Linked DNA regions of Homo sapiens: region 2 is linked to region 1. Evidence: read pairs that join two places in POLR2A ChIA-PET (ENCODE). Cell type or tissue: PC-9. All regions are shown on one strand.

Region 1 (2,500 bases):
GGCATCCCAGTGCTCACATGCCCCTGGTCATATCAAGTAACCATTATCACATCGGAGCCCACAGGAGTTATAAATATACCACCATCGAGCCCCAACTGGATGACAATTGAGTAATGACAATAGAAATAGCTCACACTCCATAAGACCATCTTTCCCGTTCCTGAAGAACTCTTCTGAAATCGACGGCATCTCAATGGAGAGACAGCCAGGGCCAGTGAGAGGAAAACTTCAAATATTTCAAAAGACAGAGAAGGATCCTCAAGCTAGAGCAGGGTCCCCGGTGCAGGAGTACCACACTGCCCTGGTCGCAGGGGACCTCGACCATCTGAAGCCCCTCATGGACCAGTTCTTCCAGGATGCCAACGTGGTGTTTGAGATCAATAAGGATGAGATGGAATGGCAGGTGAAATCTCCAGCCACGTTTGGACTATCAGGTACCCTTGTTCTTTAAAGCTCAGTCATTTATTTTTAAGGGGCTACTAATACTCTCTGGGAGTGTAAGGCTCCCGTGTGTAGACTGGGCACAGTGGCACTGGGTTTAACGTACACAAGAAAAGGACATCTGATGAAGTTTGCTCGCAGTAAAGTGTAGGTTTTAGGTGATGGCCTATAAGAGATCCAGTTGGAAAGGCAAAGCAGCGATTGGTGGGAATGCCTATCCGATGACGCTGGGTGTGCCTCTTGTCTTTACAAAGGAGCATTGGTTTAGGTGTGGAGCTGCCCGTGCCTGCATCTGGCAGCCAGGGAGGTGGGTGCTGAAGAAGGAAAGTCTCTCCTTCAGTTGCGCCCGGAGCAGCCTCTGGCACACAGCTCTGTGTGAGGTCCTTTATGAATCTGCAAATGCCACAGCTACAGCAGGGGCACAGCCAGCATCAGTAGAGGCAGGACCCCAGGACTCTCTGTAGATCCTCCTCCTGGAATCTGGGGAATCCCAAGAATGGGGAAGGAAAAAGGAAGAAACCAGAGGTCCTGACTTCATACGTGTCTGCAGGTGCTCTTGCTGCCTGAACATGGTCACTGTGCGCTGGGCGGACAAGCAGACCTCCCAAGTGGAAAGAGGTCCCCTCCTCCCCCTGCCCACTCAAGATGTGCAGACACTTGCTGACCACCATGCTGCATCTGGGGCTTTCTCGGATGGCACCCTGCTTTGGGCACCCCACCCGCCACCAGCTCAGATGCAACATATTTACCAAGAAGTTTCACATGCGTTGGAATCTACAGCAGCTCTGCCAGACCATGGGATTTGAGAATCTGAGGTCAGTGGCCGGCGGCCAGTGTCCCATGTCCCTGACTCTTAAGCTCTGGCAGGCAAAGAATGCGGAAGGTTGGCTTCCAAAGAACTGACACAGTTCTGTTTATACCTCACACGGGGAGAAGAGAATAAACTCAAAACACTGTCAGAGGGCCGAGCAGCTCCTGCCAACCAGTGAGGCGGTGGGGGCTGCAGGAAAGGCAAATGGCAGTTCCTGTTGGGGCTGCATGTCGCAGCCGACCCCTTCTGGGCCTCCTCTCCCTCACCTATCCCAGACCAAAAATACCAACGGCAGCCCTGGACATACACACACACAAATGTCACAATTTCAAATAGATAGTCATGTTCACCCATCATTTGCACATTCTGTATCCAAAATCAGTTTCCTCCTTCCCTCCCGAATCTTCCCACCCCTAAGTTCTGCTGCTGTCCTGTGGTACACCTGGACGACAGGATACTGGAGCACGCCCACAGCAAAGGGATGTGGGCTGGTACTGAGGAAACGGCAGCCCGGACAGTGAGTAGTGGCCCAAGGCCTCCACACAGGCTGGGAAGAGAGGGAGGCAAGCTCAGGCTGCCTGGATTCCAGCCTCCTCCGGCACAGACACCTGACTGCCCTGCAGCAGATCCAGCAGCAGAAACGACCAGACCCTGTTTGAAAGCAGTGGCCCCATGTGCTCTCCCATGAAAAGACTTCCCGGTGGCCAATTCCAGCTCCCCTGGTGGGGAAGGGATTGATCTGAGTACAGGGAGCAGGTCCCCAGTGGCCACCACCTCGGTGCCCCTCCGTGATAGAATGCTGGCCCATCCAGCCCACAGTCATAGAGAGCACTGACATGGGGGAGCTGATGCTTAGAGGGACACACCACATGCAGAGAAGCCTTAATTCATGTCCCTCCTGGTGGCAGAACTGGGACCAGAGGGCGGGAGTTACAGAAAGCTGATTCCGGCTTCCTGAGCCTTAATTCACGTCCCTCCTGGTGGCAGAACTGGGACCAGAGGGCGGGAGTTACAGAAAGCTGATTCAGACTTCCTGACTGCATCGCCAAGGACCTGGAGACGGTGCTGGCCCACACTGTGGCTGAGCTAGATCCCCACCTATGGCTTCTCCCCATCAGTCCCTGAGAAGACTCAGGAATCCAGGGTGGGTTTACTGAGCGCTAGGGTAGGGTGGGGCTGGGTTGGGGATTTAGCATTTCCCAGAGAAGGCAGTAAGTAGTTTTCATCTCTCAGAAAAACAAATCGAAT
Region 2 (2,500 bases), 99 kb before region 1:
TCACTTGAACCCAGGAGGTGGTGATTGCAATGAGCAGAGATTGTGCAACTGCACTGCAGCCTGGATGACACAGTGAGACTCTGTCTCAAAAATAAAAGAAATTGTTCTCACAAAGTTCTTTGACACAAGAAGTGCAAGACTTTTCTGAAAACTACAAAAACGCTGAAAAATTTAAAGGAAGCCTAAATAAATGGAAAGACATTTGTATTCATTGGTTGAAAGACTTAATCTTGTTAAGATGGTAATAATTCCCAAATTGGCCTACATATTCAATGCAATTCCCATGAAATCTCAGCCAGCTTATTTGCAGAAATTGGTAACTGATCCTAAAATTCATCCAGAAATTCAGGAGATCCAGCCAAAACATTCTTCAAAAGAAAAATAAAGTTGGGGGACTCACATGTCCCAATTTCATTTTCCAACTTACCACAAAGCTACAACAATCAAGACAGTGTGGACTTGCCTAAGAAGAGACATAGATCAATGGATCAGAATCAGGAATCCAGTAATAAAGCCTTACATTACAGTTCGTTTTGACAAAGGTGCAAAGACAATTCAATTCAGAAAGAATAATCTTTTCAACAAGTAATGCTGGGACTGTTGAATTGCTGCCTGCAAAAGAAAGAGTTGGACCCTTACCTCACGCCATATACAAAAATCAACTGATAATGTATCAAAGACCTAAAAATAAGGGCTAAAACTAGAACACTCTTACAAGAAAATATAGGCATAAATTTTGTGACCTTAGATTAGGCAGTTGTTCCTTAGATATGACACCAAAAGTACAGGCCACAAAAAGAAAATTGCAACTCATCAAAATTAAAAACTTTTTTGCTGCAAAGGACATCCTCAAGAAAGTGAAAAGACAACCCACAGAACAGAAGAAAATGTTTGCAAACCATGTAATATTGAGGGACTTCTATCTATTAATAGAACCTACAAAGAACCCTTACAACTCAATAATAAAAAGACAAATAACCCAACTTTTAAAGTGGGCCAACAATCTAAATACACATTTTTCCAAATAAGATACACAAATGACCAATAAGCACATGAAAAGACGCAGGAACATCATTAGCCGTCAGCCAAATGGGAGCAAAAATGGCCTCGACTGTGCTTGGGAAGTCTCTGCAGAGGCTCTCACCATTGCCCCTGGTGTGCTTCTCCTTCCCCGGCTTCCTCTTTGCTGTCTGCACTGGGGGCGAGGTTCGTTTGCAGCCAGGCTGTTGCCCATGGCAACATGGTCAGATCTGACTCCCACGGGCTGGAAGTCGTCCTCCCTGGGGTGCTGAACAGCCAGCCTGTTCTCGCTCATTCCTCTCCCTCATTAGTGCTGAGATTATACTAAAATAATTCAGGTTCAAACTATTTCCCAACTGCTTCAGAGAGATAAGTTTCACAGCCTTATGTAACCAGGTATTTTTCAGACATGAGATGCAGGAGCTGGGCTCTTCATTGTTCCAGCAATCAGCAAAGGAAGTCTTGTGTCCAGCTTCCAAACAACTTAGGAAAATGGGAGCACCACAGCTCATTACAGGTCCGAGTGAGCTTCCTTCCGTTTGTAAATCAGCCACCACTTCCCATTCCTAGGGCCAAGGTGCTTCCTTCCTTCCCACCCTCTAAATCTGGACACCAGAGGTTGAGGAAAGGAAACACTGACAATTAAAATCCACTGGGTCATACTGGGAAGCACATTCCGAGACCCATCCCAGGACAAACCTTAAGAAATTGTGTTTGTCAGAGCTTTGCAATCACTTTAACAAAGGATGCTGCAATGCATCCTAAGTAAATTTTCTTTCATTTTTTCATTCTTTTTTTCTATATGTGGACCAATTTTTTTTTCTCTCTCCCAGAATGAACCTAAACGCCTGAAAAAACACCTTCCCCAAATCCTGAAACTCCTGAAACCAGATGACCGGATTCTGATTGTGGGGACCACACGGCGTCCCTTCGATGCTGAACTCCAATCTTTCTGCAAAGTTTACCAGAAAATTATTTTGGTGCCCAGACCAGACTATGCTTCCAGATACGGCAAGTACCCCCAGCCCCTTCCCATGCATGATAGCTGAGGCTGGGCTGTCCACTGTGTGCTTGCCAGGAGGGCGGCCCTTGGACCCGGTGGGCGCCAGATGAGTTGAGGGGAGCCTGCACCCGGTGGGGTGTGTGCACCTGCACCCAACACAGAGCATGTGCTGCAGATATAAACCACTAGGTCACGTTCTGTTCTTAGCATATATCTCTCTACCCAAGACAAAAGGAAACTGGACAAGGATTATGATTTCTGGCCCTGACAGTGACAAAAGCCTTGTGGGTGCTGATTTTTCTTGGGACGGGTAGATTAAGATCACTCACCTTGCACCCATGGTGATGGTGTCTTCCTCATAGAGTGTAGTTTCTTTTCACCGGGTTGGGTTTTTTTTTTTTTCTTCCAGTCTCAAAGTCCACTTGTGTAATGATTTACTTAAAATGAACATTAAAATACAACGAGAGCTTACTTTTT

What was found. ChIA-PET counts read pairs that join two places held together with the same protein. Peaks named below come from ENCODE experiments on the same cell type or tissue, not always from the same donor. Only the 100,000 strongest peaks of a DNase experiment are listed, where the experiment ranks them.
Region 2: POLR2A ChIA-PET joins it to region 1 with 5 read pairs; 2 of 35 experiments call an interaction of 5 or more read pairs at or near these places.

The regions. Positions count from the first base shown.
Region 1 is chr2:236,239,214-236,241,713 of GRCh38, reverse strand. It overlaps ASB18 (ankyrin repeat and SOCS box containing 18), which reads left to right. Exons shown (of 6, transcript NM_212556.4): 2 at 312-434. Among named protein-coding and RNA genes, the nearest start is that of ASB18, 24 kb to the left of the region's middle. In PC-9, no CTCF peak of the experiment used is centred here; DNase peaks (open chromatin) are centred at 943 and 1,293; H3K27ac peaks cover 1,003 bases.
Region 2 is chr2:236,337,736-236,340,235 of GRCh38, reverse strand. DRC11 (dynein regulatory complex subunit 11) reads left to right here. Exons shown (of 19, transcript NM_024726.5): 17 at 1,854-2,031. It overlaps LOC105373945 (a long non-coding RNA gene), which reads right to left and starts at 2,418. Exons shown (of 5, transcript XR_007088138.1): 1 at 2,353-2,418. In PC-9, no CTCF peak of the experiment used is centred here; no DNase peak of the experiment used is centred here; H3K27me3 peaks cover 2,162 bases.